Regions from separate parts of the Homo sapiens genome. Here regions 1 and 3 are each linked to region 2. A link is a loop called in an ENCODE intact Hi-C map of the cell type or tissue named here. Cell type or tissue: heart left ventricle. All regions are shown on one strand.

What was found. Peaks named below come from ENCODE experiments on the same cell type or tissue, not always from the same donor. Only the 100,000 strongest peaks of a DNase experiment are listed, where the experiment ranks them.
Region 1: a loop joins it to region 2, with 2.0 times the contacts of the local background. A loop is called at or near these places in 8 of 110 quality-filtered maps.
Region 3: a loop joins it to region 2, with 2.2 times the contacts of the local background. A loop is called at or near these places in 8 of 110 quality-filtered maps.

The regions. Positions count from the first base shown.
Region 1 is chr1:58,970,005-58,974,004 of GRCh38, forward strand. No RefSeq gene overlaps it. Among named protein-coding and RNA genes, the nearest start is that of LINC01358, 48 kb to the right of the region's middle. In heart left ventricle, no CTCF peak of the experiment used is centred here; no DNase peak of the experiment used is centred here; H3K27ac peaks cover 576 bases.
Region 2 is chr1:59,139,150-59,143,149 of GRCh38, forward strand. The region is part of intron 1 of HSD52 (a long non-coding RNA gene); the gene reads right to left. Among named protein-coding and RNA genes, the nearest start is that of HSD52, 5.7 kb to the right of the region's middle. RefSeq lists enhancers at 128-629, 630-1,129. In heart left ventricle, a CTCF peak has its summit at 2,250; a DNase peak (open chromatin) is centred at 2,252; H3K27ac peaks cover 4,000 bases.
Region 3 is chr1:59,011,854-59,015,853 of GRCh38, forward strand. No RefSeq gene overlaps it. Among named protein-coding and RNA genes, the nearest start is that of LINC01358, 6.6 kb to the right of the region's middle. RefSeq lists an enhancer at 1,711-1,790. In heart left ventricle, no CTCF peak of the experiment used is centred here; a DNase peak (open chromatin) is centred at 1,618; H3K4me3 peaks cover 706 bases; H3K27ac peaks cover 1,666 bases.

The sequences.
Region 1 (4,000 bases), 170 kb before region 2:
CCAGAGGACCCTTGGGCCCAGATCATTTCAGTCCGGTGTGGCTGGGACAAAAGAGGGAGAAGCCTTAGTTCTTGGGGGAGAAGGAGTCAAGTAGGACTTTACAGGCATACAAAGGTCTGGAGGGGGCCCTTCCAGGTACAGGAAAGAAACCTAGGGGAGCTCATCTGAAGGTCAGGGATGGATGACTTGCTCAAGGTCCCACAGCTAGAAACTGGCAGCCTGAAGATTTGAACTCAGGTCTGTCACATTCTTCTCCACCCCAGCAAATAAACCTGAAGGTGAAAGCTGTGTGATTTGGCTGGAGGGCTATGTCCAGCCTCTTTAAATCCTTCCCATCCCTTAAGGACTAGCCAACTCTTACAAATTCTCAGTAGGCTAATCTAATATCCACTGCTGAGTTCCTAGAAAATATGTGCCTCAATATTGCTCGTTATCTTTTAATGAAGCTATGCTTTTCTCTTCAACAATATAAATACATATAAACATTTATTTCATTTTTAAAAAATAAAATAAAGATTTGTGGTTTTCCACTCTATGTCATGACAATGTTTGGCAAAAGAGATAGGAAGAATGATAAAACCATCTTCATGGGTAGAAATAATTTTAAATTCTGTTTTACTTCCGTCACACACAGCAGGTACTCAATAAATACTTGCAGTGCTGGCCTGGCTAGGCTGTACTTTTTTATGACAGTGTATTAGTCAGATATTGCCACCATCATGCTGGGTAACAAACCACACGAAACTCAGTTGCTTACAACTACAAGCATTTATTTTTCTCACTGAGAGTTGGCTGGATACCTCAGGTTCAAGGTGCAGGCCCAGGGCTTTGGGTCAGTTTGAGTCTGCTTCTTTTGTCTCATTCTGGGGGCCAGGCTGAAAGAACCTCAGACTTGCCCTTTTCATGGTGGTAAATGAGACATGAGACAGGAGCAGAAGCAAGAGATAAGTAGAAACAGATCAAGCTTCTTGAGGTCTCAGCCCAGAACTGTCATGCTGTTGTTTCCACCCCCATAACTTTGCCCAGGGCAAGTCAATGGTCAAGCCCAATATCACTGCACAGGAAGACACATTTGCCCACTCTAGGGGGAGGCACAGCAAAGTCAGATGGCAAAGGGTATAATTCTAAAAGAAACAGAACATGAAGAACTGAAGAAAGATTCTAGGATTTGAAGGTAGACTTGACTTCAAATCTGAATTATCATTTACCTGCTTTGGAGACTAGAGAAATCGCTTAACCTTTTTGCATCTGTCTCCTCATCTGTTCTTACCTCTCTGGGGTGTAATAAGACTATTTCCCATCCTCACTTACTGAGTGCTGACAATGTACCACTCACTGAGCTTAGCATTTTATGAACATCATCACACATAAGACAGGTAAGGTAGGAATCCATCTCCCATTTAATAGATGAGGAAACTGAGATTGATAGATGTTAAGTGACTTGCCCAAAGTCACACAGCTACATTCGAAGTTTCATGCCAGGTCTGTGTCACCTCTACTTAATGTAAATAAGGCGTGTACACTGTCTGCCACATAGAGGGTCCTTGTTTCAGGTGAATTTCTGTATCTTTCCCTCTTAGAGAGTCCTGGAAACTTCTAGGTCGCTGGACTTTTACTTTCTGATGAACTTCACCCAAGCTGATGTGACCAGCTACCATCACCCAAGTTTCAAAGTTCATTGTTGCTTAAAAAAAATAAGGCTATTATTAGCAGCAATCAGAGGGCAATCACATTTCCCAGTCAGGAGTCTTTGGGAGGAAGGTTGTTTGAAGCAATGCCTGGATGGTGTTTGTGGTGCCACATGTCTGGTGTGGAGGCAAATTTCGTAATGGCCATGCCTGTCAGGTGATGCCGAGACCTCTGCTCAGAACAGATATCTTTCCAGTCGGGAGTGGCTGCTCTGACATCGCTGGGGAAGGACAGCTAGCAGCTGCTCTTTTGCAAGACTTGATTCATACAGCATGGAAGATACTAGTAAGAGCAAGTCTTTAGATAAGAGACCTGATTTAAATCAGGGTTGTGCCTCTGACTGGCTGGGTGGCCTTGGCCCCTGGTGATGCTGTTCCCTCTGCCTGCACACCTCCTCAGGGCCAGCTCTCCACCTTAGTGTCACTTCATCTAGGAGATCTTCCCTGACGTTCTCAAGCTAACACACTGGACACCCCCAGGCTCTGCACTTAGATGATCTTAATTGCTTGTTTAATTGGCTGTCTGCTACAGGATAAGTGTTGTTTGAGAACAAGCCCTGATCAATGTTTGCCACTGAAATCCTACTTCCCAGAATGATGTCTAGTGCATAGTAGGCACTGTAGGAACATTTATTTATCTAATGAATTCAGTAATAAACTACTAAAAGCATACTGTTGATTTGTAACCTTTTGGTGGTGGATCCAATATTGTCTGTGCTATGGAAGCCCCTTGGCTCTAAATCCTTGCTAATCAAAGTGTGGTCCTTGGATGGACCTACATCACCTGAGGGCAGCCCAGTAGTTTTAACTGTGCAGATCCTGAAGAGGTACGGGTACTGCTTGAACAGTATACCATTCATTGAGATGGACAGATGATGATCTATTTGTTAAGAAATAAGTTGTCAAAACCTTGCTAGTGACTAGCTTCAAGAGCATGCCAGATGCCCCATGGTCCCCAGGGTGATTTTTTTTTTTTTTTAACTATCTACCAGGAGAAGGGGATGAGCCAGTGCTTATTGTCTAGTCTCACTTCTGGTCTGTGAGGCAGATATCATCATCTCCACTGTATGCAGGAGGAGGGTGAGGTCCAGAGAGATTAAATCACTTGCCCAAGTTCACACAGTTGGGAAGAGGCAGAGTGGGGATATCCCCTTTACATCAAGCTGACTCTCCCAGGAAAGCTACCCTTTTAACTCTGACAGTAAAACCTCTGCCTTATTCCACATTCTGTCCTTAAATCCTCTTCACACAGGAAAAGCTACATTCTCTGAAGCATGTGAATGGGCCCTTCTGGGTCTTCTACTAAATATATACCCCATGGCTCCCTCCATTCTAGCCATGATGGCCTGATTTCTGTCTCTTGAATACACCAGCTGATGCCTGTCCCAGGACCTTTGCAGTTCCTCCTGCCTGCAGAGTGTCCCCAGATCTCCCCATGGTTGCCTGCTTCTCATCATTCAGGTCTCACTCTGTGTCACCTCTTCAGAGAGACTTTCCCTAAACACTCTAGGGAAAGCAGTCCTCCTCCGCCACCAACAAACATTCATTCTCATTCCCATTTTATTTTTTTTCCACATCACTTAATTTATGCTAAATTACCATGGGCATTCATTCAGATGTCTTTTTTTCTCTCCATTAGAGTGGATGTTCTTTGAGGTCAGAGTTCTTGTCTGGTTTTGGTTTGCACTATTCCCAGGCTAGTGAATTGTAAGGATGATTCTAACACATTCTTGTGTTGAGACGTTTTTGTATCCAGTGGATTTATATCAGGGCTTGCATTGGCTTCTTGTCTTCAGAAGGAGAGCAGACCCTTGTCCAAGTGTCCAATCATGCTTCAGGGTGTCAGAGGGGCTCCGATTAGCTGTTCAGGTGGGGTCTTATCAGGGTGCATGCAATTATCCATGCAATTCCTGACCCCAGAAGGAAGTGATCCTTTTCATCATTTGCACCCTGATAGGACCCCACCCAAACAGCTAATCAGAGCCCCTGTGACATCCTGAAGCATGATTGGACACCTGGACAAGGGGTCGGCTCTCCTGCAGACGAGAAGGCAATGCAAGCCCTGACATAAATCCACTGGATACAGTAATGTCTCAACACAAGAATGTCTTAGAATCATCCATACAATTCACCTGAATTTGCCCTTGAGTCTATGCTTTCTGAGGGGAGGGATAGTATCTACTTTCCTTACTGCCAGCACATGTCATCTGCCTACCTCTTTAGAAGGGAGCATCTGGTAAGTATTTGTTCCTTCTCTGACCTCTCTGGGTCTCAGCTGAGAATGTTAACAATGATAGACATAACTTTTGAAT
Region 2 (4,000 bases):
CTCTACTAAAAATACAAAAACTAGCCAGGTGTGGTGGTGTGCACCTACAGTCTCAGCTACTCGGGAGGCTGAGGCAGGAGAACCACTTGAACCAGGGAGGCGGAGGTTGCAGTGAGCCGAGATCATGCCACTGCACTCCAGCCTGGGCGACAGAGCGAGACTCTGCCTCAAAAAAAAAAAAAAAAAAGAGAGAGAGAAAAGAAAAAGGTAGACAAGGGATATCCCCACTGCATGCTGTGAATTAAATCCATTCCAGGAATCACACTGGCCTCAGAGAGGGGAAGAGACGCCCCTTGAGATAGACAGGCAAACTCAGGTAGAGCGGAAGGCAGGGAAACTCACTCTCAGTGACTCAGCAGCCCAGCCCACTGTCTGGCCTTTTCCCCATATCACTGATATCTACTGAAAGGGTGATCCCTGCTTGTGTCCTGAAGCCCCAGGGGTAAGTGGCAACCTGAGTCACAAGGGACAGATAGAATGTCAGGGTTGAAGTGACTCTCTGCCTCACCCACTCTGAATGTGACTGCCCCTGCCTATGCAGTGGTGGTGGTGCTGTCACAGCCAGAACATGTTGGCAGAGAGGTGGGCAGGGTGCCTGAGGGGGCAGGGTGCTGGTCATCTGGCTAAAAACAGGGGCTGGGGGTAGGGAAGGCCACTCAGTTATGCCTTCCTTTGGTTCCAAGCTCTATAATATGATTCAGGTGCCTCCCATGGCCCCCTGCCTTCCCAGCAAATTCACTAAGAGCAGAGGGAGGAGGCACTAATGGTTTCCACATTTGGGGCCCTCTGCAGTGAGGCCTTCCAAGCTCTGGGGCAAAGAAATCTAACCTCACCAGCGCTCTGAGTAGATCCCTGTTCTGTGGAGTGCAAACGTGTTCATGGAGTACCTCTTAAAGGTGAGGGTCTTAGGCCTTGTGGGCAAGACCCTGAGAATATGACAAACCAGCAAACAGAGAAGCAGCCTGCCCAGAGCTTACAGCCGGTGGCAGAGACAGAAAACTTACCAGAAAATTACAATATGGGGTGAAGAGGACTGTGCGTGCAGTAACAACAGAGGAAGGCACCTCTTCCTCTGTTAGGGGTTTGCCCAGCATGGTGGCTCACACCTGTAGTCTGTAATCCCAGCACTCTGGAAGCCAAGGCAGGCAGATCACTTGAGGTCATGAGTTCAAGACCAGCCTGGCCAACAGGGTGAAACCCTGTCTTTACTGAAAATACAAAAATTAGCTGGGTGTGGTGGTGCGTGCCTTAATCCCAGCTACTTGGGAAGCTGAGGAAGAAGAATTGCTTGAACCTGGGAGGCGGAGGTTGCAGTGAGCCGAGATCATGCCACTGCACTTTAGCCTGGGCAACAGAGGGAGACTCCCTCTCAAAAAAAAGAAACAAAGCGGGGAGGGCTCAAGGGAAGCATCTCTGTGTTAGTGACTGAGCCCTGCAGGCTGAAAAAGAGTTACGGCAGGGAGGGGTTTGGAGATGCAGGCAACAGGGACAACAGCACATGGAAAGAGCCAGGGAAGGTGGGTGGGTGAGGATGAGGTGGCCAGAGCACAGGGTACAAGGGCACAATGTGTGAAGAGGTGAAAGGAGAGCCAAACAGTCGGAAAAATCTTCAGGTCTTGAAATCCATCAAGGACGGCAATGGAAGAATTATAAGCAGGCCCGAGATAGGAGATCCATTTAGAAATACCAATCTGGCTTCTGAGAACAGCTGGGACATAACAAGATACATGCAGGGAGAGCTGTTAGGAGGCTGAAGCAGTGATTTGGGGCAATAATAGTGGTGTTCTGGAGGAGGGTGGCGGCTGTGGAGATGGACAGGAGCATGAGGGTAAAGGGTGTGATGAGGCCAAATCAACAAATTATATGGTCCTTGCTTTGAAGGAGAAAAAAATTTTAGTTGAAAAAAATCTTTTCTCTCTTAATTCATCCCAGTTTTCTGTGACTAGAAGGACACTTAGAGGTCACTTAGTTCAATTTTCCCCTTGCAAGAAGTCCAGGGATTTTGAATTCCTTCATGCACACAAGGAGTGGGTGAATATTAGGCAGCAGGGGGAATACTCTGGGTGGGCAGCTGAATGGGACACAAGCTTTCTCAAAGTTCCAGAAATTTCCGGACATAGAAGTGTGTATTCTGCTGGCCAGGCCCATGGCTCCAGGCAAAGGGGTGGTTTTGAGGTGACACTTCCTCTGCTGGCTATGATGAAGCACTCTCCTGCCCTCCCCAGGCAGAAACCCCAGCAGGGGTCGGGGGGCACAGAGGCTGGCATGAGGCTGAGGGCTCCTTTCTGCCAACAGACCCAGCCACAAGTGCTTGCTGAGTGACTGCCCTGTACCCAGCCTTGTTCCTGGAAACTGCTGTGATAACACTCTCTGGGTGAGAACCAAGATTCGCTGACCTTTTACATAGGCTGAATCTCCAGGAAAAGGTCATTCTTTTTGGAGGTTGTTGAAAATTTAATGACAGCAATTCCTTAGGCTTGTAAAACCCTTTTAATGTTCTCAAAGCACAGACAACAGCATCTTCTCTTACACTGAGTGGTGTTTTACAGTGTAAAGCACTTACACAGTGACATGCTTGATCCACAGGAAGCCCTGGGAGGGATGCAGAGATCATGGGCCCTAGAGCCCAAGTGACTTCAGTTCAAATCTTTTTTATTCTACGCCTCGAGGCTGTGGGGTGTGGGCCTTGCTTTACCTCTTTGAGTGTCTTCCTCCGTAAGATACATATAATATACAGCCATGTGACAGTTAACAACGAGGATTCATTCTGAGAAATGTGTCCTTAAGGTGACTTTGTCGTTGTGGAAGCATCATCGTGTGTACTTACACAAACCTAGATGGTGTAGCCTACTACACACCTAGGCTACAAATCTATACAGCATGTTACGTTGCTGAATATTATAGGGAATTATAATACAATAATATTCATGCATCTATAAATTAATAGAAAACGTATTATAATCTTATAATCATAAAAATATGGTATTATAATCATGTGGGGCCACCATCATATATGCAGTCAGCCACTAACCAAAACAGTATGTGGCACATGACTGTACCTATTTTGAAACGTTACTGTAAGCATTAAATAAAATGATGCTGCCTGGCCCAGTACTCAATAAAGGCTAGCTTCCTCCAACTTGTTTCCCACCCATTCCCATATTCCAAACAAGGACATATCTAGGGTTGCCACACTAGAAGTTTTACCTGGCACATAGTGGGTCTGAAATAAATGTTAGTTTCCATTTTCCTCCCTTTAAAGCCCTAAACTAAAGCTATTTCTTCCCTGGGTTTTTCCTTACCCGGCCCCTGGTATTTCCTGGAAAACCCCTTTGACAATATCACAGAGCCGTGGAGCCTCTCCTTTGAGAAACGCCCATATATATATAAAGAGGCACCACACACACCCTCTCACCCACACAATTTTGCTTATGATTTTAAGAAGTTCAGATTCCCTGAAGCTTAATTTAGAAGCCTGTGATAGCACCCATATGACACAAAATATCTTCTGCCACAAAGTACAGTTCTTCAGTTATCTGATTTCCGTTTGTAGATTAAAAATTACAAGGAGTTGGAGACCAGCTTTTCTTCTTGTCCAAGTCTGTGTTCTATATGGTGACTGGAGGGTGATAAATACACGGTGAATGTTAATTTAATGCCTGGGTGGACAAATGGATGGATGAATGGAAAGGTGGGTGGGGAGGTGGATGGGTGAGTAGGTAGTTGAAGGGATGGTAGTAGATAGGTGGGTAATTTGGGTGGCGGAATGGATGGGTGGATGGATAACGTAGGTGGATAAGATGGTGAAGGGGTTGCCAAGCTCAGAGAAAGGCCCAGGCAAGCAGTGAGAAGATAAATTAGTGGTCACGGGGGATCTTAACACTCCTGGCAGAAGACGTCTGATATAATCAGTAGAAAGTATGGGATCTGGAGGGTTCAAAGCAGAGAATGAGTGGAGAAAACAATGTCTTAGCAGGTTGGGTCTGAAGCAGGGCTCTTA
Region 3 (4,000 bases), 130 kb before region 2:
AAACTATGACATCAAGTGAAGGGGAAAAAATAGCAGAAATAAAGAAATAAGAATGAGGCATGGAACTAATGTGGGGGATTTGAAATAACCCTGCACAAAATCTCCACGGACCTGAGTGCTTGTCTCAGTAATTTCACCAGCTGGCTATTTCATCTTGAGCAGATCACTTCACCTCTGTGAGCCAGAATCTCCTCATCTGTAAAATAGGATAAAAACCTAACTGTCATATGTAGATGCTCGAAAAAGGGCAGCTGCTATTACATTAATATTAAAGAATGACAAAACATGGCCGGGTGGTGGAGGTGGGTTCTAACTCTCCTTTCGTGGAACGCAATAGCTGAACCGATGTGACCCACTGATGAAATTCAATAGGAACCCTCTATACTCACTTTACAAGGAGAGAAAGAAGTCAAAAGATAGAGATGTATTAATTTTATGTTTTGCCTTCATACTTTTTCAACCTTATACTTTCATTTAGGTCTTTGGCTTTTGCCCATCCCAGAAACCTGTTAAGATGGCATGCGACTTAGCACAAAATTATACATTTAGTCATTTCAAGTTTAAAAAAGAAAATATTATGCCTATAGGTGATATTCTGCAGTGACCACCAAGACCCCAGGACTCTTCACATGAACCTGTCTTTGAGCCACTGGTAGAACCTAACTGACACTCTGAGATTGTTCTGCCACCTACTAGCTGGGTGAGCTTCGGGAAGATCGTCATCTGCTCTCTGACTCAGTTACTTCGTCTGTAAAATGGGAATACCAGCTTCCTCAAAGGGTGCTTTTGTGGAGAGGTTAAAATAACACAGGGAAAGCACTTAGCTTGAGCATATATAGTCAGTGCTCATTAATTAGTAATTTCTTAGCACTATTATTGTTATTATTGTTACTCAGCTCTCAGGGAACCTAATTAACTGTAGTAAAATTTCGACTCCTGTATTTTTGAACCAGTTAGCTTCTGTAGGCAGGAACCTTCTGTTACTCAAAACTGCAGAGCTTAGTGATTAAGAGAAATGAAGATAGAGGCTGTAGTTTGCATTCTATTCTCACCGTTTATTGTGTGGTACTGTGTGATACTGAGCCAATCACGTAAGCTCTGATCCTCCGCTTCCTCATCCTCATCTGTAATATGAAATGATAATGGTATTTATCTCACAGAATTGTTATGCGGAATATATAATACAGTGCTTTTGAAGCTGGCATACGCAGGTAGTAGGCACTCAGTCAATATTCAATGAATTAAATTCCTTCACTTGAATTTCCATTTAAAAACACAGAAAAAAGTCTACAGATCTGAAGCAAAGAATGTTATTGGGCTCTTCACCACTTGTGAAAACTGCAGCTTGGTGCCCCACCCCTGTGCTCATTTTATAAGGCACAGGGTTTTCAGTTATTCTCGGTGTTTCTAGGAGGTTGACTTCTCAGGAAACGGTACCTGTCTCTCCCAGAAACCTGGGGTGTTTGCCTGGAGAAAAATCCCTTAGCCAAGAGACCGTTGTGACCTTTCACAGGCAAATTTACTCACAGCCTAGGGTGGGAAGAGGCCTAGGGAGCTCCCCTTCCAAGGGCACCGGGCTATGGGAATTTCCTCCAGGGCCTTCCTGGGCCGGCCCTGGCCGCGCCTCACTGAGCTCCTTGCAGTTTCTGTCAGCGCTGAAACTGCTGTGGAAAGTTCAGCTCGAGAAGAGGGAACTAGGGTGTTTTGCTTTTTTTCTTTCTTTTTGAAAGTTGAACAACCCTAAGACTTGATTTAGAAATCTTAACCCAAGCCAAATGCTTTTCTGATGGGTGACCACCCCAAGGAGCAACCAGGCAGGGTACTTTGACTTTGCAAGGACACTGACACTGGCAGGAGCCAGATCTCTCCAGAAAGCAAACGGCGCAGGTTCACACGCCACCAGGGACGTGTGCTGGAATGTTGCTTTGTTTTTGACTCTGAATTTACGGTCTCACTCCTCCTTCCCCGCCCCCTGGAACGCGATTTATTATTATGCAGACCTAGTGGCTTTTCTCCAACTTTATTTCTTTTTTCAGAAATAAACAAGGGTTTTACAGCTCCATAACCTCTCCAAAGTTTGTTTATTCTTCCCTCTGTATAGTGTGGGCCATGTTCGTTCCCTGGGAAAGTCTCTTCCCTAATTATTTTCACATTTTAACAGCTTTTGTTTCTTCTTTCTGTGAGGTTTATGAAAATGCTGACGGTGGATTTGCTTCAGGCTAAATTGTACCATAAACATTTTCTCCTAGGCACATGGGAGCCTCGGTGACCAGGGACCATGTTGCTATTCCTTATTGTGTACCATGCCAGAAGGAAATTTTAAAATCCTGAAATACTCTTTTTGATGGCTGGAAGAAAAATATGTAAATTGGTAATACAGAGAAAATCTGCTAATCTTGTACAAGGAATTTTGGACAATATCATGTAGGTAAGAGCCAGCTGTGAAAAGGGCTGCCTCAAACGCTGAGCTTTCATTTTAGGTTGAGCTCTTTCTGCCTCCAACCACAGACTGAAATTTGTTGTGTTTTAAGGAAATAAAGATTTTTAAAATGAAAGGCTAGTATGTTTTAGCAAAATCTTGGGATTCTGGGATAGGTAAATGTTTGTTTCAGGCAGAAGGTGTAAACCTAATCTTGATGTCTGCATATTTGGTTTGAAGACTGAAGAATCTTTCTACCAATAGCAATCCTGAATTCTAGGAGACATGGAGGCTCAAAAAGATGGTGTATAGTTTCTTTCTCTCATTGTTATATGGTTCTCAGTGCCTCGCTTGTTTCTGTACAACCTCTCCCTCCATCCACCTCTGGATAGTGCTACCACCTATGGTGCCATAGCATCTCACCTGATATCAGACAGAAACCTCAAACCCACCCTGTTCAAAATGGAATTTTTGCTCTTTTCCCCAATCTGTTCTCTCTCCAAATTCCCCACCTGGTGACACCATCATCCCCAAAAGCCCTTGCAGGAAGCCTGGAGTCCTTCTAACTCTCTGCTGTCTTATCTGATCAGGCCTTGAGTTCTGTTTATTCTATCTGCCCAATATCTCTCAAATTTGTCCACCTTTCTCTTTCCCCACAGCCATTTGCCTCATTCAGACTCTTACTGCCCCTCACCTAGACCAGTGCTACAGCCTCCTTGCTGGTCTCCATCAAATCTCACTCTCTCTACCCCCCATGAAAAGAATCTCCTCCAGAGCTACAAGAGTGTTCTGACCGCAGTATCATTGCTTCCCTGCTTAGAAACCACCTATGTTCCTCTCACCCTATGCAGCTGGTCCAAGACCTGGAGCGTGGCACTCAGAGCCCTCCCTGAGCCAGTCCCAGGCTTGCTCTGCCACTCAATGGCCACATCCACATGCCCTTTGACATGTGGCCACTCCCTGAAACACTTGCCATGCTCTTCTGTGCTTCATGCTGGTCCCTTGACTTAGGGTGCTCTTCTCCCTCTTCTCTAGCTGGAAAAACAAAACAAAACAAAACAAAAAAACACCCTCCTTATGCTTAAAGGCCCAATTCAAACCCCAGCTCCTCTATGAAGCCTTCCTGAATTCCCCTAAGCAGAGTGCTGCTCCCTCCAAGTATTTCTGAAGCAGCTTGTACACATCTTCACACTATATCCCTTCTACCCATTGTAGAGTCTGGCCTATGGGAGAGACTTAAGACGGACATAGGAGGCCTTACTGAGCCTGTTTCAAGAGAGGCCCATGTGGGGATGTGCTCGTGGTGATGAGGGTGAACACATGGCTTCCAGCATTGCTTGGAACACCATGGATAGAGCTTTGTCTAGGTCTGAGGGTGACTGAGGAGACTGGAACAGGGCAGGGGCTGCTATTATAGGCAGCAAATTGTGTCCCCTTCAGAGATCCCCTTGGAGAATAAAAGGGAAATCAGCTTGGACCTCCCCTAACTCCAGGTGCCACGGATTGTCTGGATCCTCCTGCCACCAAGTACCTCCATCCCCTTGGACCCATGTAGGGTCAAGCCTAAATTTGTCATGTCCC